Linked DNA regions of Homo sapiens: region 2 is linked to region 1. Evidence: chromatin loops called from intact Hi-C (ENCODE). Cell type or tissue: adrenal gland. All regions are shown on one strand. Links, peaks and the distances in the headings refer to the core of each region. The heading gives the core; the rest is flanking DNA.

Region 1 (10,697 bases), core at 1,466-9,465:
CATATATTTGTAAGATTATTTGATTAACATTTGTCTCTCTGTAGATTTCATAAGGGCTATTTATTATTTTTTGCTTCACTCACTGTTGTATAATAACACCTGGCCGAACAGCATTAATAGAGATCAGTAAATATTTTATGAATGAATAATAGACAAATGATAGTAATAATAGGAAACACAGTGCACATATGCTATGCTCAAGGAATTGTTTAAACACTTTACACATATTAACTCAGTCCGTTCTTACAATAACTCTATGAGATGGGTACAATTATTTTCTGTATTTTATAGATGTGGAAACTGAGGCACAGAGAGGTTAAGTCAGTCATCCAAGGTCACACAGCGAGTCAGTGGCAGAGCTGGAATGGAACATTGTTCTGGAGACCATGCTTTTACCATTTTGCTACACCACCTGTGAACAAATGAACACATGCACAGATGGCTGTTCTAAGGGCCACTTGGCGTCTCTGCTTTTGGACAGAGACCATTCTAAGACTATTTCAAAGCCAGAATTTTCTTTTAAAGATGAAGATTGCTAATATCCTGTCTGTCTTGTCTTTTATAAGATCTATAAAGGGAACCGTTGGCCCGCAGAGAATTGGATGCATAAGGTAACCAGCTGAAATGCAGCAGGACAGAATAGAGACTGGCGGGAGGGGGACACAGCAAATAACAGCTGACTTTGGAGTAAGGAAATTCCAAGATTAGAACTTAGTACCAGTGTAAAGGCAGAGGAAATGGAAATGGAGGCCCCCTCAATTGTAAGTCAGACATGTAGAGCTGGGAAGGGCTTTGCAGGAGTAAATGGAATAGCATTTCCTAAACACGCAGGTTTTTTTTTCTTCAGACATAAAGTTAAAAAGGTACGGAATGAGAGAAATTCAGTTTTAAGTTAGCATCAGAATGAACACATATGTACTTTGTTTCTTGGTTATAAAAAAGAAAACTTTGGAATAAAATCTATTTTTAAATGTTATAATAACTGGCCAGGCATGGTGGCTCACGCCTGTAATTCCAGCACTTTGGGAAGCCAAGGCAGGTGAATCACTTGAAGCCAGGAGTTCGAGACCAGCCTGGCCAACATGGCAAAACCCTGTCTCTACTAAAAATGCAAAAAATTAGCCAGATGTGGTGGTGCACACCTGTAGTCCCAGCTACCAAGGAGGCTGAAGCAGGAGAATTGCTTGAGCCTGGGAGGTGGAGGTTGCAGTGAGCCAAGATTGCAGCACTGCACTCCAGCCTGGGTGACAGAGTGAGACTCCATCTCAAAAAACAATAAAATAAAATAAAATAAAATAAAATGTTATAATAACAGAGTACGTGTAACTATATATAGAAATACTATGAAATGTGATTGTTAATTTTATTGCAATACTAGACTGTTGTGTTCATTATAGGAAAGAATGATCGAGTTTGAGGTGTAATGCTTTTAAAAATTCATTTTCCTTTTTCTATGACTATGCTTCCATTTCCCAATCTATTACTGATACTGAGAGTTTTAGCTGACTGAGGCCATTTAAAATAATATAATTTAGTCTTCCACCTTACTCTGAAACCCACACTGAAAACAAATATTTCTTAAAAAGCAATTACATTTATGTGCTTATTACCTGCCACATATATATTATAAAAGTTGATTGCTTTATGTAAGAGAAGTTAATCTGAAATCATTCTTAGCTAAATGTAATATTCTCTGTACTTGTTAAAACAAGCAAAATAAAATGGCAGGAGCAATATAGTTTAAGCATTTTTTTATTGTATGTTTGGCAAACTATGAAAATTAACATTTGGAAATTCTTTTGCTCTATTGAAACCTTGTTATTGCCTAGCCATGATAAAGGTAGAAATATGAAAATATTCTAGATTGTTACATTTTATGACTAAAGTACAAAATTATAGAAATAAATAGAAAGGTACACTTTGGGAGGCCGAGGCAGGTGGATCACAAGGTCAGGAGATCGAGACCATCCTGGCTAACACGATGAAACCCCGTCTCTACTAAAAATAAAAAAAAATAAAAAAAAATTAGCCAGGCGTGGTGGCAGGCGCCTGTAGTCCCAGCTACTCGGGAGGCTGAAGCAGGAGAATGGCGGGTGAACCCAGGAGGCGGAGCTTGCAGTGAGCTGAGATCGTGCCACTGCACTCCAGCCTGGGCGACAGAGCAAGACTCCGTCTCAAAAAAAAAAAGAAAGAAATAGAAAGGTAATAATAATAACAATATTTGTAGAGAATTTTGTAAAATATTTTTCACATCTGATATGGTTTGGCTGTGTCCTCACCCAAATCTCATCTTGAATTGTGGCTCCCATAATTCCCATGTGTTGTGGGAAGGACCCCATGGGAGGTAATTGAGTCATGAGGGGGGGTCTTTCTTGTGCTGTTCTCCTGATAGTGAATAGGTCTCACTAGATCTGATGGTTTTATAAAGAGGAGTTTCCTGCACATGCTCTCTCATTTCCCTCTTGCCTGCCACCATGTAAGACATGCCTTCCACCCGCCGCCATGATTGTGAGACCTCCCTCGTGGAACTGTGAGTCCACTAAACCTCTTTTTCTTTATAAATTACCCAGTCTTGGGTATGTCTTTATCAGCAGCATAAAAATGGACTAATACAACATATATTATTCTTATTTAATATGTAGAACAGCTTCAGGGAGTTGGTAATATTATTTTTATCCCAGAGTTGAGGGAGTAGAGTTTCAGAGAATAACATATGCACAGTAGTATCTGGTGAGGTTGAAGTTTTTTGACTTCAGCTCTGTAAAATTTCATTGCATGAAACCACCACTGTGCAGGAAAACTAATGGATTTGGATCTCAATATTGATTTTAAGGAGATTTTAGGATTTTCAAAAATAAATGTTAAGAAAGTGGGTATTTATATTTGGTTTGGTGTTTAAGGGAATTGTCAAAAGTGGAAAAGAGTCCTTTCCACCCCAGATAGTTTTTATTCTTTCCAGGTAGAAGACACAGAGCATCATCCAGATCCTCTCTTCCTTAGTGAGAGGCACACTCTGTAAAGAGTGGTGTTCAGCAGAAACTGTAGAGGCAGACCCGGAATCAAATCCCAGTTCTGCCATCTCTTCTTAGCTAAGTGGCCTTGGGTGAGTGAATTCACTTCTCTAAAACTCAGTTTCTTCATCTGAAGAATGCAGATCAGTAAAGTACCTATGTGAAAAGATTTGTTACAAACACAAAATAAAATAGTTTATGTAAGACACTCAGTAGATTGCACTAGGTATACAATGAACTATCATCTTTATGTCCCATGCCTTCAAAGACAGTAAATTGAGTATGCATGCAATATTTTAATGACTTATGCCTTAAGGATCTTAGTAAACTTAACATGCCCAAGTTTAAATTGGCATACGTGTTAAAACCTGACTTTTAAATTTTCTGAGGGTACTAATTCAAACATATTATTACATTGTTCCCATAAGTTAGCTAATTTTGACCCAGTGAATATGGTCCCTGTATGCCTGTGAAACTCTCTCCTGATACACTGACAGTAGGTGAGCCTGTGGCTGGTTTCTGCCTGAAAGGATGCATGATCCACATAGGTTGTTAGAGGCTCATGTTAAACTCTGAGCATCTGCCCATCTTGACATTCTGGCCTCCAATCTGGGGCTATTTTGAGAGAGTACTGAGCTGCTTGAAGTGTCATAAAGAGTTTCAGCAGGATTGAGGACAATAGATTAGTTTTTACCATGGTTAACTAGCTAAAACTAATTTTAGGAACTGGACATTGTTTGGAAATTATTGCAATGGGTATTTTTCACTCATTGATTTGCATAAACACATCCAAATAGTGTTTATTAATCGAAGCAATATTCATTGTTGACTCCTTGTGGATTTCTAGGTAGGCCTATCGTTTGAACCCAAAGATCCCTTATTGTTATTTCTCTAGAGACGGAGCACATATGCTTGATGACAAGGGCGAATTTTTAAGAGAACACTGAACTTCTAAGTATTTATTGATCCATCTGGACCCAGTTAATCCCGAGCCCAGTACCTGGAACTTGGGGTGGGAAGATGGTGGCATTTGGAATTTCTGGGTTGATTTGTATTGTTATCATATGGATGAAATGTCTTTTTTTTTTTCAGTTTGTGTGTTTTATATATACTTATTGTTTAGATTCAAGAACCGGCTAAACTGAAAAAGTCTTTAATGAGTTGAAATGGCATGAGAGACAGTTTGTCTTTTAGTTGCTCAGGGGTACTCTTTATTTTCTCATCCCTAGGTAGAATATGTTTTCTGAGGAATGAACATTCTTTGTATCTTTGTACATCCCACTGCACTCAATGCTTGTCAGATTTATCTGTAGTAACACCACATTTCGCATCAAATTTTAAGAGCTGGATGAAATGTAGTTAAGGATGTCAAGAGAAACTATAGCATTTAGAAAATGGCTGAAAAAATGAGGATGTTTTACTTAGAAAAGAGAACAGCATTTATGATGGTTATTCTTAAATAATTACAGTGCAGCTTTTTATATAAATCCAGACAACGAAACTAGAAACAATGAGAAGTTATCTTTGGGCCTGATGTAAGACTTTCATAATGCTGAGATTTTCTTATGAAAGAAATGGGTCCCTTTGAGGAGTGGAAGGCAGTCAGCTCTCTGTCACTGCATTGGATGACATCCTTTCATCCTTCAGCTACTGAAGTGACTTTCACTTTGGGCAGAAGATTGGATTGGTTGACTTCCCAAGATTCACTTTAACTCTAAGATGCTATGATTTCACAATCTTTAAAAACTGAGCCTAAAATATAAAATGTTTTGAGAACTTACTGTGTGACATGGACAAGTCCTGCATCCCCTCTGGGCTCTAGATGTCCAATCTGCAAAATGGAATGGCTGGGCACTAGATCAATAACATACATCCTCTGGCCTTTGAGTTGCATCGAACCTGAAATGTAGAGAAGAAAGACTGGAAGCTGCCATCATGCTTTACCTCTTGAATGTGCCCAGGTGTCGATGTTTTAGTGGTTTATTAAACAACATTTTCATTCACATTTTAAAGTTTATTAAAGTGGATGATCTAAGTTTTAAGACTTCTTTTCCCCCATAAGACACAATGATGTTATTTTCATTTGGAAGGAAAACAAACATGTGATCCGAAAAATTTTGATTTTTCTTAAATTGCTTCTTGAACCACCATTGTATTTGATGATGTTTTTAGTCCCTGCGTCTTGCATATTGTTTTTAATTCCCTCATCACTCTTAGAATAATAGATTCTAAGTCTAGAAATTTGAAATTGTTGGTCCAGTAAGCTTCTACCCCTCGATTAGTCACTGCTTTTTGGAACCCAGCATTGGCTGGAGCTGAGAAGGGGCTATCCAGGGAACAGAGACAATTTCTCTTCTAGTTGTAGGAAGGAGTACACTTCTCAGAGCACAAAGGAGAATAGAGTCAAAAGTAATGTGTACTCAAAGCCTTTTCGAAAGCACTTACCTTCTCAGCAACCAAAATCACCCCCTCCCCAAATGAATGTTCTAGGAACAACAACTTTTACTTAAAAAAAAAGATCATTTATAGTGGAGGTGGCCAAAAATGAAATACCAGATTCTAAGTTCCATGAGAACAAAGCCTTCACTACTATATTCCTAGAAAATATCACAAAGTCTGGCGATTAGTGAGAACTCATTTTGTTGAACGAGTAAATGAATGAAGGAACAAATAATTTTCCTAAACTTTCCCCTTCTGTACTTCTAATGGTGAGAGAGCCCCCTGCTGGAAGAATGAATATTACATTATGAATAGCAACATGCAGTTTACTGAAAATATTTCAATTAATCACTCTAGTTTCTAGACCAGGTCATGCCTTATTGGATAAAATCTTGTAAAAAGCTCTGTGAAGAATCACTGACTAGGAAAGGACTCAGTTGGCACTAATTGGATATATTGGAAATCAAACAACAGACTTTAAAACTGAACCTCACGCTCTGAAAATTCTGAATGATATTAAAAGCCTATAACTTACCCTGCATTTGGACATTGGTATTATAAATTATTATGGATATGTTAAATTAACGTTCCCTATTAGTTCTGTAAGTTGTTAGTAGATGACTATAGCCTGAGTACCAAATTGTGAATATGTAATATGAACAATATAAGCAACAGTAAGCATCACCTCAAATGAAACTGACAAGTTAATCTGATTTTTTTTTTTTTTTTTTTTTTTTTTGCTCTGTGGCTGAGGCTGGAGTGCAGTGGCACAATCTTGGTCAACTGCAACCTCCACCTCCCAGGTTCCAGTGATTCTCCTGCCTCAGCATCCTGAGTAGCTGGGACCACAGGCACACACCACCATGCCCAGCTAATTTTTATATTTTTAGTAGAGACAGGGTTTCACCACGTTGGCCAGGCTGGTCTTGAACTCCTGACCTCAAGTGATCCACCTGTCTAGGCGTCCCACAGTGCTGGGATTACAGGTGTGAGCCACTGTACCCTGCCAATCTGATGTTTATTGATACACACACACACACACACACACACATTCATGTGACAGAAAAATTATCTTTGTGCTGCTTAATAATTTGGTAAGTAATCAGTAGTTCATGAAAATTACTTGGTAGTATTTGTTACAGAGTTGGGACAAAATGTTAGCTTTTCTAGGAGTTCTTCAATAATGAAAATGATTTCCACTTTTCACCCATGTAGTTTAACAGATGCACACAAACACACTCAGTCTGTAACTGACTGCTCAATTTTTATAGCTCCCTCTGCACCTGTCTTCTGTCTTCCATTCCTTGTCCTCATTTCTACCTCGGGGTCTGCAGGCATCTGTATGTTTCTTACTTCTGTCCTGTTTTGGGTATCCTGGATGCTGGAGGGGCAAAAGGGAGACAGGGTCGAGGAGGTGAGAATGGACTTTCCGGAAAACCAGAACACTGCTACTACCCTTTGGAAGCAGGTTTGGGAAGGTGGTAGAAGGGTCTTAGGCAGCAGTGTACATCATGAGATAGGGGTGAGAATTCAGTAAGATGGTGTGCTGGATCCTGATGGCCTGGAGACATGGGTGTGACCAAGGAGAAGGAAGAGCTTGGAGGGAATGAATGGTAGAATGACTTTTCCTATGGAGTGGAGGAAGCAGTATTGGGTTGAAAACATCCAAAGTAGGAGTCAGACAACCAGGAGAGCTGCAGGCCCCATCACCAACTAGGAGCACTTCCTCTTGAATAAAAAAAACCCACAGGCAGAGGCCTTCAGCAAGCACTAAGTGGATACTCCAGGGCTTTTCAAACTTGACTGCATATTGAAATCACCTGAGAAGCATTAAAAAGTCTTGATGCTGCCTAGTCAGAGATTCTGACTTAATTGGTCCAGGGAGTTGGCTGGATAGTGGGCTGTTTTAAAGCTTCTCAGGTGACTCCAGGGTGCAGCCAATGCTGAGAATTGCTGGTCGGCACTCTGGGGAAACATGGAATTTTTAACTTCAGGTGAGGCATGCTATTATCTCTGGTTCTTAATGCATTCTTTTCTTGCTGTATATTATTCTTTTCCCCTTCATCACTGTGGTAGGCAGAATAATCACTCTCCCCTGAGCCCCAAAGACGTCCACTCCCTAATCCTTGGAACAAGAGAATATCTTACCTTATCTGGCAAAAGAGACTTTGCAGGTGTGATTAAATTAAGAATTTTGAGATGGGGAGGTTATTCTGGATTATCTGACTAACCTCAGGTGTAATCACAGGGTCCTTTTAAATAAAAGATGGGCTGACAAAAGCAGAAGTGAGGCGATTGCCGTCTTTGAAGATGGAAGGTGAACACGAGCCAGGGGTTGCTGGTGGCATCTAGAAGCAGGAAACGACAAAGAACGAATTTTCCTTTAGACCCTCCAAAAAGAACATAGCCCATGATTTAACACCATGATTTGCACTTGTTTTGGATCTCTGGCCTCCAGAACTGTAAGCAAATAAATTTGTGGTAATTTATTATAGCAGCAATAGAAAATTGATACCGTCACCAATCCCATTTTTATTTATTTATTTAGAGACGTAGTCCTGCTCTGTTGCCCAGGCTGGAGTGCAGTGGTGCTATCTCGGCTCACTCCAACCTCCTCCTCCCAGGTTCAAGGGATTCTCCTGACTCAGCCTCTAGAATAGCTGGGATTACAGGCATGCGCACCCATGCCCTGCTAATTTTTGTATTTTATTTTATTTTATTTCATTTCATTTATTTTTTGAGACAGAATCTCTCTCTGTTGCCCAGGCTGGAGTGCAGTGGTGTGGTCTTGGCTCACTGCAAGCTCCGCCTGGTGGGTTCACACAATTCTCTTGTCTCAGCCTCCCAAGTAGCTGGGACTACAGGCGCCTGCCACCATGCCCGGCTAACTTTTTGTATGTTTAGTAGAGAAGGGGTTTCACCGTGTTAGCTGGGACGGTCTTGATCTCCTGACCTCATGATCAGCAATTTTTGTATTTTTAGTAGATATGGGTTTCACCATGTTGGCCAGGCTGGTCTGGAATGCCTGATCTGAAGTGATCCGCCTGCCTTGGCCTCCCACAGTATTGGGATTACAGGCATGAATCACTGCGCCCAGCCTCCAATCCCAGTTTTACTACTTACCTCCTCCACCCCCGTAATCAGCCACTGTAAACGGATTATTGTATATACTGGAAATGCATGCATCCTTTAAAAATATACCTGATTTTTCTAAAGGAAATAAACTAATGTGATTATGGAGGCTTTTGCTAGGTTTCCCAGTTAGTTTCCCAAAATCTTTAACAGGAAACAAAGCGTTTCTCTTCTTAACTCTTATATTTGTCCGGAATTGGGGGGTTCTTGGTCTCACTGACTTCAAGAATGAAGCCGCGGACCCTCACGGTGAGTGTTACAGTTCTTAAAGGCGTTGGTGTCCGGAGTTTGTTCCTTCTGATGTTCGGATATGTTCGGAGTTTCTTCCTTCTTGTGGGTTCGTGGTCTTGCTGGCTTCAGGAGTGAAGCTGCAGACCTTCGCAGTGAGTGTTACAGCTCTTAAGGTGGCGCGTCTGGAGTTGTTCGTTCCTCCTGGTGGGTTCGTGGTCTCGCTGGCTTCAGGAGTGAAGCTGCAGACCATCAAGGTGAGTGTTACAGCTCATAAAGGCAGTGTGGACCCAAAGAGTGAGCAGCAGCAAAATTCATTGCAAAGAGCGAAAGAGCAAAGCTTCCATAGTGTGGAAGGGGACCCAAGCGTGTTCAGTAAAATAAGAACGAGGAAGTGTTGAGTTTATTTAATGTAACTAAAAAATTACTGTATGGGTGTGGGTATCATCAAACGCAAGCATAATTACTAATGGTGAAAAGTGCCTCAACTGAAAGTCAAAAGTGAGACGATGATAACAACTCTCACCATTATTATTTAATTTTGTTCTGAAAGGATTCACCAATGAAATCATACAAAAGAAAAAATTGCAATTTCACAAGATTAAAAAGCTTTCAGTAATTTTTTTGGTCTCACTAAATTTATAGATTAAATGGAATTGACATCTTTAAGCTTTTTATCCATGAATAGGGTAGGTTTTTCTATTTAAGTCTTCTTTTATAAATCTCAGCAGAGATATACCTTTTTTTGTTTTTCAGTAAAGGTCTGCCGACTTTTAGTTAAATTTATTCTAGATATTTAAATCTTTCTCTTGCTACTGTAAATATATAGGTTTATTTAAAAGATGGTTTTTAGAATATATAATATGTATTTAAATGATACACAGAAATGATGCACTATCCATCTAATTTTTGCATATAGAAAATCTATTGACTTTCAGATATTAATGTAACTTGTCACTTTACTGAATATTCTTATTCTAATAGCTTAGAATAGCTTTTGATTGATTTTGTGTTTTTCAAATGTAAAATCTTATGCAATTTTGTCTCTGCCTTTCCAATTTTCATCACCTGTTTCTTTACGCTGTGAACATAGTAGAAGACAATAGAGTTATATTTAAGATCATGAACCTGCAGTAAGTCTAGATTCAGGTCCTAACTCTGCCACTTTTTCTCTTTCTGACCCCAGGGAAGTTACTTAACCACTCTGCATTTTAGTTTCCCTGTCAGCAAACTGGGGATAGGGTTATTGGGGGGCATAAAATGAGATAATATGTATAAAAAATTTACAATCATTCCTGGTGTCAGGATTCAATAAATGTTAACTATTATTATGAATTGGATTGGCTAGCACTTACAGGAAATTCTTACCAGTGAAGCTAGTGAACATAATGATTTTGTTCCTTTCTGATTTAAATGGAAATACTCATAACATTTCACTGTTTAGCATAGCAAATGTTTAACTTACTTTTGGAGATACATGTAGATAAGTTTTAATTATATTTTGCCATATTCTTATCATCCATTTGATCTAAATTTTTAGATAGTCGGTTGAGCCATATGAAATTGTCAATATGTGACTCTACTTGACCCATAAAAATGATGATTGCATATATTACAGCCTAATAGCCTGTATTCATGAAGTGGAATAAAGTATTCCTTTTTTTTTTTTTTTTTTTTTTGAGACGGGGTCTCATTCCTGTCACCCAGGCTCAAGCAGTCCTCCCAATCTCAGCCTCCTGAGTAGCTGGGCTTATAGGCATGTGACACCAAACCTGGATAGTATTCTATAATTCTCTTAATTTACTCTATTTGTGGTTATTTGGGGGTTGTTTTCCCAATATCCAATTTTATATATTTGTGCTTTTTCTTCTCCTCACTTTTTTTGAT
Region 2 (10,697 bases), core at 894-8,893, 320 kb before region 1:
AAGGGAACACTATATGGGAATTTGGTGCCAAGGTAAAGGGGAGCCATTGAGGAGAGATGCTTAAAAGGGAATGAAAGTGGTGATGAAAGAGTACTAATTGCCATGAGGAAGACCTACTAAGAATGCCTTCTTGTGGAGAGAACTTAGGATAGAAGCACTTAAGAGAAAGGAGCTGATGGCCGGGCGTGGTGGCTCACACCTGTAATCCCAGCACTTTGGGAGGCTGAGGCAGGTGGATCACCTGAGGTCAGGAGTTGGAGACCAGCCTGGCCAACATGGTGAAACCCCATCTCTACTAAAAATACAGAAAACCAGCTGGGCGTTGTGGCACATGCCTGTAGTCCCAGCTACTCAGGAGGTTGAGACAGTAGAATCGCTTGAACCTGGGAGTGGAGGTTGCAGTGAGCTGAGATCGTGTCACTGCACTCCAGCCTGGGCAACAGAACGAGACTCCATCTCAAAAAAAAAAAAAAAAAAAAAGAGAGAGAGAGAAAGGAGCTGACATTAGGTTTCGAGGTCTGGGTGAGGTTTCCCACAAAAAAGATGTCACTGGTTTCACTCTGCCTTGGTAGGATGACTTGGGTATCTTTCTACTCCTAAGAAGGTATTAAGAATAACATAAAACCTAGTGAGTTTGCAAGGCTTAGCCTCCGAAGGGTGACTAAGACAGGCTTTCTTTTCCTGTCTTCAGAATGAATGGATTACAAAGACTAGATACAACTTTAGGTTTTCTTTGTCTTCTTTTTTTTTAATTTAATTTTTATTTTCTTTTTCTTTTTCTGTGAGCCTATGGCTTGTATTGAAACTTTAGGTTTTCTTGAGCTGTGGTGCTGAGGGCAGGAAGAAGACACTAACAGCGAAGCATGTGTTTGTGGTTGTTGGAGGATTCCTGCAGTTCACTTGAGGTGGCGGAATCTTCTGGTGGAGGGATGCCCTCCGGCGTGGGTCTGGGGTTGTGTGCTCCTGGTGGTCCTAGTGGTTTTCTTTGCCTGTGGTCCAGATACTGCTGGATACTGGCAGCTCCTGTGGTTGGGCCAGTTTGTACACTTGGCGTTAGGCTTGATCAGTGATGTTGCTGACCCTCGCCCATGCTGGGTAAGTGTCCAGGTGGAAGAGGCTAACTCCCCAGGTGTTGATGGCCACCATTACTATCACCAGTCCAATAACGTTGACTCCCAGGCCAGCTTTCACCTGCAGGACACAAACCAGCACACCCTAGTCACTCTGACCAGCAGCAGCACAGATCCCCAAGTCCCCCTTCTGTTCCTGCAGCCTATGCCTTGTGGCCCAGATTAGTTCCCAGTTGCTGCCTGGGGTGCTCTAGCATTGCCTTGTAGGGTGCACAGGACTGTGGAAAGGCGGGAAAGGGACAATTAGAGTCATCTCCACTTCATGCTTACAGCACTCTCACTAGATTTCAAGTGGAAGCCTAGAAGGTATGTTAGTTACTTGGAACACCCACTCTGTGGAACGTGAAGAGGTATTTCTGCAGCTCACTGATAGGGAAATGTGCTAAACAAAACTAACCAGATCTCTGTAAAGCAGGAACTTCTCAGAGCCCCGATGCGTTAATACAGGGAACTTGTACGAGGGGCTATATTACATGAAGCCTTTGCTACTGTTACCTTTTTTTAAGGAACAGCTCATGGAAATAGTGTACCTTGAGTTCACTTGGGGAAACGGTTTAGCTGCCTCTGCTCAGCTCTTCCTCAAGAAGGGGACACAGGCATGCTAGCTGGAATGGAGCCTTTGCTTCTTTCCTCTGAGGGAATTACACCTCAGTGACTGACCCTTTTCACTTCTGCCTTGACATTGACACCCACAGGCTGAAGTGGGGGATGTGAGAGATGGTGGGCTGGCAGAGCCAGATGGAAAAATGTGTCCTGTAAGGATAGCTGGCATCTTCCCAAGGAGTAACCAGGCATATAGCATGTAGCCAAGACAAGTCACTAGCTGGCATTAAGTTGGGAAAATTGCAAGGGGAAAGTGGATGCTGGGAAATTGTTTCAAGCAAATGGCTAGACGTGTCCTCTCTCTCCTGCCGTCTGGTCGGGGCCCCCTGGGCATTTTGGCATGGAGGACAGCCCATGTTTCCCCACAGGTGAGAGGGCAGGTTCTAGCAGGGCTAAATTAAGGAGTGTTAGAGTTGAAAGGGACCCCATGGAGCATCCAGCTGGAACCTCATCATTTAGCAGATGAGGAAATTGAAGTCAAGGTAGTGCCCAAGCTGGGAATAGTGCCCAAGACTGGCTCACTTCTTGTCACCTGGTACCTTTGAAAATTACTGCCTCTGATCATTTGATTCCAGTGTAGAAAGCTAGGGGTCAGTGGTGGGGGCACACAGCAGAGGAAGCGGGAGACAGGAGAGCTGGGGTAGAGCTCAGCGTGAGCAGACTGAGGGTTACGCAGTAAGATGGGAGGGGAGAGGGATGGCTGGGACACTCCATTCAAGGAAGTATCACGGATGACTTAGATGAGCAGTTCGAACAGTCGAAAGGACCTGAATAGGCTGAGAGCAGTGACTCACACCTGTAATGCCAGCACTTTGGGAGGCCAAGGCAGGCAGATCATCTGAAGCCAGTAGTTCAAGACCAGCCTGACCAACATGGTGAAACCCCATCTCTACTAAAAATACAAAAATTAGCTGGGCATGGAGGCGCACACCTGTAGTCCAAGGTACTCTGGAGGTTGAGGCATGAGAATCACTTGAACCTGGGAGGCAGAGGTTGCAGTGAGCCGAGATCGCACCACTGAACTCCAGCCTGGGTGAGAGTGAGATTCTGTCTCAAAAAAAAAAAAAAAAAAAAAAAAAAAAGGATAAAAAAGGACCTGAATATCTGCCACCAGCCTGAAACTTTTTCTTCCTTTCCTCTATTTGTTACTTTACAGGGCTGCCCGAGAACAAATTTGGCTCCCATGAAAAAAAATTGTCAGACCATCAGTAATTCGTATCAGTGTTTTCCATCCTCTCCCCCCCCGCTCAGCCCTGGATACTAAGTATAGCAGCAGGTGTATAGGTAGAGGAGTAGAAGGTAGATAGGCCCAGTGCTAAAGTCAGCAGCAAAATATCTCAAAGCCATCTTTTGTGAGCCCAGCTGAAAATGAAAATGAATGGTGGACGCTTCATTTTCCATTGTTGCTTCAGGGGTTTCTTGCCTGGGCCGGGGTGGAGGGTGAGTTGAGCAGAAGAATCCTGTTTTCTCAAAATACCTTTCACCCTAGGTTCATACACTTCCTCATTCTCATCTTCTGTGAATAAACCAGTAGCTTTCTCAATGAATGTCTCCACTGGCCTAATGAAGAAACGAAGGCAAAACTTGTTTGCACAGGCTCATGCCTTCTGGAACTGGGCCACAGCCTGTCTGTTCCAGCTTTCTCTACCTAGGTACCCACTTCCTTCCAGGGAAGGGTTGGGGAGAGCACATTCTTGCTATCCTTGGTGCTTATAGACCAACAAAAACCTTTTTATAGGTGCTATTCTTGCTACCACACTGGGTTTAGCATTGACAGGCCAGGGACACTGCTACAAAATAAGCTTTGAAAGAAGGCTGCAGAGCTGTCATCCCTGTCCTCATGGCAGCTGGGCCTGGCAGGGAGAGGGCACCCCAACTCACCATATCTTTGATCTGGCAGTGCCCATAGCTGAAGACGATGGCATTAGGGGGATTGCCCACAGGCAGCATCACTGCAAAGGAGATGCACATGGTGACTGGGATCAGGGTGTAGAGGGGGTTAATGTGCAGCGTTTCAGACTAGAAGAGAGAATTCACAGAAACATTCACGAGATTAGGCTTGCATTTCCTGTGCTTAATGTCAGGAGCATGCTTTAATGATGACTTGGTGCTGGCTAACCTTAGCAGGACACTATGTGGAGGGGTAGTTAGGTCTCTGCCCTCTGGGGCATGCAGTCCCTTGACAACCTGAATAGGCTGATGCTGCTTACTTGCTCCACATGGAAATATGGCTTTGAGTTACTCCCTAGAAGGGATGTTTGATTTTTTTGGTGTTATTCTAAGGAATTGGTTCCTAAACTTTATTCTTTAGCTGAGACTTCCTTTCCTTAAACTCAAATCTCATGAATAGGTTGCTTTGATTGAAGTGGGGATTCCTCAGTCTTAGGGTACAGAACTAAGGTGGTTTTTTTTTTTTTTTTTTCCTAGGGAAGATAATTGTTTTATATGGGATTTGAATCCATGGTCCTGCTCTCAATGTTGCCAAGTTTTAACTGCACTCTGTTGCTCGCAGGAGCAAGATGACGGAAGGGAGAAGTTGGGGTCATCTGAGCAATGAGCAGAGAGTATGGCTCTGGGGTTAGAAAGAGCAGTAGGAGACTATGTTGCTGGGGTCAGGAGGGGCCTTCATTTCCTGGATTCTGCCTCCCAGAATGGGACAGATGAAGCATTGGGTCAGATGCATCACCTTTCCGGCTGCTTGGCCAGGCTAAGATCTGGCCGTTGCTCCCCTCCCTTATTCTATTCACAACAAATTGGTCTGAGGTTGTGGAGCAAAGCTGACCTTGCTCCCAATCCTCAGAACTTCCCGGAGGACAGTGAAACTCAGTGGAGGCTGTGATGATTGTCTGAGTTGTGAGCTCAGTCTTTTCAGCTGTGTGTGTTTTACCTCCATTTTCTGTGGCTACCTCTTTGGCCCTACTCAGGTTTTATCTCAGGAGAGAAAGGTTGATAATGATTGCGGGGAATTGAAATGATAGGGTTTGAATATTATTTTGTATGTTCTTTGGTTTCCACTCAGGGCTGCCCCTAAACTAATCCTACTCTTTTGGACAAAGGTTTCTAGAACTCTTGCTATGATTTATTAGTGTATCTTTTTATTTACTAGTTGCTATTTGAAAAACTTCATTTTTCAAAATAGGAATTGAACACCAATTAGTGAAGGCTGTGGGCAGTAACCAGAGGAGAGCCTACAGCTACGGAAGCTGCCCTGAGCCAGGCCTGCCACTCCAGGCCCCTGGGACAGCCTGTCTGGATGTCTGGGAGCTCCGCATTACTCACCAGGCTGCACAGGATGGGCAGGAAGATGGTGATGGTTGCTGGGTTGCTCACAAACTCAGTGACAATGGACACGAGGATGCATGCCAGCAGGGTGACAGCCCACGGTGGGAGGCTGCTCAGGGACAACATCTGGTTCCCAATCCATGTAGAGAGGCCAGAGCTCTGTAGGAAGAGGTGTTACAGTAAGAAGAAAGGAGAAGAAGCACATCCCAGCTAGAGATCTTAGACTTCAGAAGGTCAGGGATGTTGGAAGGCTGGACGACCAGGGATCCTCTGATCTTTAGTCTGACTGGAACCAGAGGTGTTCCTGATTTTTATGGTTCGATCATTTTTGTAGTTCAGAAAATTGGTTTTTATGATTGCACAACATTCAGTGTTTGGGTTTCGTCATGGGACATGGAGAGCCACCCTAATTGCCATGATCCTTCTTAGGACTTTGCCATGACAACTTGTCAGAGGTTGGAGATCTTTGCTCCTCAACTTCAGTCTCGTTACCCTTTCTCTAGCCTCTGACATCCTTACCCTGTGCATTGATTCGACAATGCCCTTCACAGAGTGCCAAGTATAGCCATTTAATCTGCTTTTGAAACCAGTTTATTTTGTTACCTAAAAAAGGGAAAAATTTATCAACATCTGTGGATAGTAGCCTTTCCTGTGTTTTTAAGGAGATGAACAGGCAGGGCTGAGCACTGGAGGTTTTACAGGAGTAATAAAGTAGAGGGGGATAAAAGTCTATTTCCACTTAGTGGAGAAGGTGCCTCTTAAGTGCCATAGAGGCTGGTCATTCAGCCCCAACCTGTTTTAGGTTCAAATCTCATCATGGCTGACATTAGTTCTACTATCTGTCAGGAATTTTTTTTTAATTAAGAGGAGGGTCTTGCTCTATTGCCCAGGGTCCAGGATGAGTGCAGCAGCATGATCACAGCTCACTGCAGTCTCAACCTCCTGGGTTCAAGCAATCCTCCCACCTCAGCCTTCCAAGTAGCTGGGACCACAGGCACATACCATCACGCCCTGCTCTTTTTATTTGTAGAGACAGAGTCTTTCCATGTTGCCCAGGCCTGTCTCAAACAGACCTGGGCTTAAGCGATTCTCCCACGTTGGTCTCCCAAAGTGCTGGGATTATAGGTGTGAGCCACCGCACCTGGCCTGCCAGTGCTTTTTGAAGACACAGATATGAAGGCATATTGACCGTCCTGAATTTATTCCACTAGCAACAGTTACACACATCCACTTAAATAAATGAACATTCTGGCTGGGTGAGGTAGCTCACACCTGTAATACCAGCACTTTAGGAGGCTGAGGAAGGTAGGTCACTTGAAGTCAGGAGTTTGAGACCAGCCTGGCCAATGTGGTGAAAGCCCACCTTTACTAAAAATACAAAAATTAGCTAGGTGTGGTGGCACGCGCCTGTAATCCCAGCTATTCAGGAGGCAGAGGCAGGAGAATTGCTTGAACCCGGGAGGCAGAGGTTGCAGTGAACCGAGATTGTGCCATTGCACTCCAGCCTGGGTGACAGAGTGAGACTCTGTCTCAAAAAAATAAAAAATAAATGAATAAATATTCCCACTTGGAATGATTCATTTGGTTGGAAGATGTTCACCTGCAAATAGGGAGGGCTACCTCCCTCTCCTAAAAAATGAAAGGTATCATTGAGTTTTGTATTAAAAACTCCAGGTTGCCATATGCATCCTGCCTCCCTTCCTCTCTCTCTTCTATGGTGACAGGCTCTGCCTTTTCCCATGGTACCCTAGAAACTGCGAATGCAATGACAATATGGAGAGCAGGGACAGAAAGGAAGGTGAGACATTTATGATTCCTCAAGCTCTTAAGTCCTGCTACACATGTTTTACTATTAAATACCGCCTTCCCTACACTGCCAGCATGTTACTTTTTCTCCTCTCTTCCAAATTCATCAAAAGCTCATTTCATCTCTACAGTACCCTGGCCACCTCCTGGCAAGCTCATAGACAACTGAGGACCAAAGGCCTTCAGAATTCTCTCTGTTGTAGCCACTTCACCTTGTAGAACTTTTCTTCCTTTTTTTCCTCTCAACTCACTGAGAGCTTACAAACCCAATATGTGCAGACTGCATCAATTAATGCTTGTTTCAGAGCCCCAAGGCCTCCAGGAACTCTTTAATTGTTCCCTCTGGTAACACATTAAACCTTGCTCATTGGACAGAGGCAGGGGAGGAACAGCAGTTAGTTGAATGGAAATGGTACATTATATAAAGAGATGGAGTTTTACTTAACGTTATCCAAATAGTACTGGTAAGTAAAGTGAAATAATTTTTTTTTTCTTTTTGAGACAGAGTTGTGCTCTGTCACCCAAGCTGGAGTGCAGTGGCACCATCTCAGCTCACTGCAACCTCTGCCTCCCGGGTCCAAATGATTCTCATGCCTCAGCCTCTTGGGTAGCTGGGATTACAGGCATGTGCCACCATCCCCGGCTAAATTTTTTTTTTTTTTTGAGAGGAAGTCTCACTCTGTCGCCCAGGCTGGAGTGCAGTGGTGCGATCTCGGCTCACCACAACCTCTGCCTCCCAGGTTCAAGCAATTCTCTGGCCTCAGCCTCCCAAGTAGCTGGGATTACAGGCGCGTGCCACCACACCCGGCTAATTTTTGTATTTTTAGTAGAGACGAGGTTTCACCATGTTGGCCAGGCTGGTCTCAAACTCCTGATCTCAGGTGATCCACCCACCTTGGCCTCCCCAAGTGCTGGGATTACAGGCATGATCCACTGTGCCCAGTCCCTGGAGTTTTGCTTTTGTCACCCAGGCTGGAATGCAGTGGCACGATCTCGGCTCACTGCAACCTCCTCCTCCTGGGTTCAAGTGATTCTCCTGCCTCAGCCTCCCAAGTAGCTGGGATTAAAAGTGTCCGCCACCACGCCTAACTAATTTTTGTATTTTTAGTAGAGACAACGTTTCACCATGTTGGCCAGGCTAGCCTCAAACTCCTGGCCTCAAGTGATCCTCCTGCCTCACCCTCCTTAAGTGCTGGGATTACAGGCGTGAGTCACCATGCCCGGCCTAGTAAAGTGAAATAATTTATTGGCAATTATTTTTCCAGCAGAACTATTTTATACTATGATTTGAAATAAATTAGACTTCAAAGTTAGACAAAAACACAATCAAAGGAAGTCTTAATTCTTTAAACTCTTGGTATGAAAACATTTTACAATGGATTTTCTTCACTAATGTCAAAACTGAAATTATTTCAAACTCTGTAGGAATCACATATATGCTACCTAAATTATTATTAAAATTAGTAGAGGCAGTAGGCTTTACAGAAATAACTGTACTATCTCTAATATGTGCACAATTTTGTTTTTATTGTTTTTTTTTTGTTTTTGTTCTTGTTTTTTGTTTTGGTGGCAGGGGATAGGGTCTCCCTCTGTCTCCCAGGCTGGAGTGCAATGGTGGGATCTTGGCTCACTGCAGCTTTGAACTCCTGGGCTCAAGCGATCCTCTCACTTCAACCTCCTGAGTAGCTGGGACTACAGGTACGCACCACCACACTGGGCTAACTTTTGTTTTTGTAGAGATAGGATCTTACTATGTTGCCCAGGCTAGTCTCAAACTCCTGGACTCAAGCAATCCTCCCGCCATGGCCTCCCAAAGTGCTGGGATTACAGACATGAGCCACTGTGCCCAGCCCAATTTTGGTTAAAAAAAAAAATAAAATCTTGCCAGGCCAATCTTGTCAGAGGCCAAAACTAACAACTGAAATTCAATAAAGATAAATATAAATATCCCGAACTTGGAATGAGAAATATTGATGGCATATATATAGGATGGGGTGAAGGTCCAGTAATGATGAACAGTTAAAAAGAATGAAGGGTTCTAATTGACTGCAGTTTTAATATAATTGTTGACATGAGTGCCAAGGATGCTTTATAAAAGCTTCCATAAAAATGCAGGGTGCTGCTTGAATCAGAGGTGAGAGATGGGGCTTGGGTAATATAACTACTCTACTTGGCAGTAGACTGACCACCCCATAGACTATGTTTGAATAAGGCCAAGTGTAGTGAGTCCTGAGGAGAGAGACCAGATGGTATGGGTCACTACTACTTGATTTTTTCATGTTAATAATTATTATCTAGGAGAGGGTCCCAGAGAACAGAGCTAGAGCCAACAGTGGACAGACAACATGCAGAAGACCTGAGCTGAAAATAAGGAACAATTATTCTTTGTTCCCTGCCCAGGGAGTACCTTGTCACTGGAAGTGTCCAAGCCAGAAGTGCCATGGAGGGGAATCTCACCATGGGCAGGAGATAGGACTCATTGTTTTCTAAGGTTCTCCTTAGTGGAGTATTCTGTGACCTTATTATTAATAATGCAGATAGTATTTTGGGCCATGAAAAGTGAACCAAGCCGGGCACAGTGGCTCATGCCTGTAATCCCAGTACTTTGGGAGGCCAAGGTGGGTGGATCACTTGAGGCCAGGAGTTCAAGACCAGCCTGGCCAACATGGTGAAACTCCATCTCTACTAAAAATACAAAAATTAAGCTGGGTGTGGTGGCGTGTGCTTGTGATCCCAGCTATTTGGGAGGCTGAGGCATGAGAATTGCTTGAACCTGGGAGGCAGGGGTTGCAGTGAGCAGAGATGGCGCCACTGCACTCCAGCCTAGGTGACAGAGTGAGACTCTGTCTCAAAAAAAAAAAAAAAAAAAAAAAAAAAGAGAACCAAGTTTAGCATGGGATAATGCATGTAGATGAGATGGAGGGAGAAATAGTCTGAACCTTAACCTAATTCATTCTTAAGATTGTTTTCTATTTTATGGAGGGCTAACACTTTAGGAAATTCAATCATCCCCTCACATCCCCACCCCACTTAAAAGATCTCATCCAAAATCCTCCCAGTCAGAAAATCAAGAAGCATTTACATCAGCTTTAGCCTAGATTTTCCAAAGGGGCTCAGTCTATGTATTGTGGACAGACAGTTCACCATGTGTCACTTGGAGCATCTCTGGTCCCTTACAGAGATCGCCTATTACCACTCCTATTACCTATTACCTATGTCTATCTCCTGTTACCATCTCCTATTGCCACTGTCAAATCCCAGAAGGAGATGGCTGCAAACTCCAATAAACCTTTTGCTTGTAGCAGCATGGGCCCCATAGATGAACTATCAATGCCCATGTGTCATGACTGTGTGGCACAGCCCATCTGTTCCTCTGTTCCTAGTAGCGCTGAGAAGCTTAGGGCAGCAGAGGACATCCATCCTGCTCTATTGTTTCCCTTCCCAGGGACTCTGTGAACATTCTCAGCTGCTTTGAGTCTTTCCTCCCATGCCCATAATGACTCATTAGGTAAAGATGCTGGAAAAGTATTTGACCCATAAGAACAGAATTCAAGCCGGGTGCAGTGGCTCATGCCTGTCATCCCAGCATTTTGGGAGGCCGAGGCAGGTGGATCACTTGAGGTCAGGAGTTTGAGACTAGCCTGGCCAACATGGTGAAACCGCGTCTCTACTAAAAATACAAAAACTAGCTGGCATCATGGTGCACGCCTGTAATCCCAGCTACTTGGGAGGCTGAGGCAAGAGAATCGCTTGAACCCAGGAGGCGGAGGTTGCAGTGAGCTGAGATTGTGCCACTGCACTCCAGCCTGGGTGACAGAGCAAGACTGTCTCAAAAAAAAAAACCCCAAAAAAACAGAATTCAAGAATTACCTTGCT

Evidence for each region. A loop is a pair of places that touch in the nucleus more often than their neighbours do. Peaks named below come from ENCODE experiments on the same cell type or tissue, not always from the same donor. Only the 100,000 strongest peaks of a DNase experiment are listed, where the experiment ranks them.
Region 2: a loop joins it to region 1, with 2.4 times the contacts of the local background. A loop is called at or near these places in 50 of 110 quality-filtered maps.

What each region holds. Positions count from the first base shown.
Region 1 is chr7:136,003,941-136,014,637 of GRCh38, forward strand. It overlaps a transcript of LOC105375523 not described here. Among named protein-coding and RNA genes, the nearest start is that of MTPN, 32 kb to the left of the region's middle. In adrenal gland, for the core only: a CTCF peak has its summit at 5,739 (motif pointing left); no DNase peak of the experiment used is centred there.
Region 2 is chr7:135,680,510-135,691,206 of GRCh38, forward strand. It overlaps SLC13A4 (solute carrier family 13 member 4), which reads right to left. Exons shown (of 16, transcript NM_001318192.2): 13 at 10,692-10,697; 14 at 5,013-5,174; 15 at 3,615-3,752; 16 at 722-1,191. The coding sequence ends at 1,054. It overlaps LOC105375521 (a long non-coding RNA gene), which reads left to right and starts at 6,502. Exons shown (of 5, transcript XR_928021.3): 1 at 6,502-6,813; 2 at 8,395-8,519. In adrenal gland, for the core only: no CTCF peak of the experiment used is centred there; a DNase peak (open chromatin) is centred at 5,022; H3K27ac peaks cover 2,131 bases.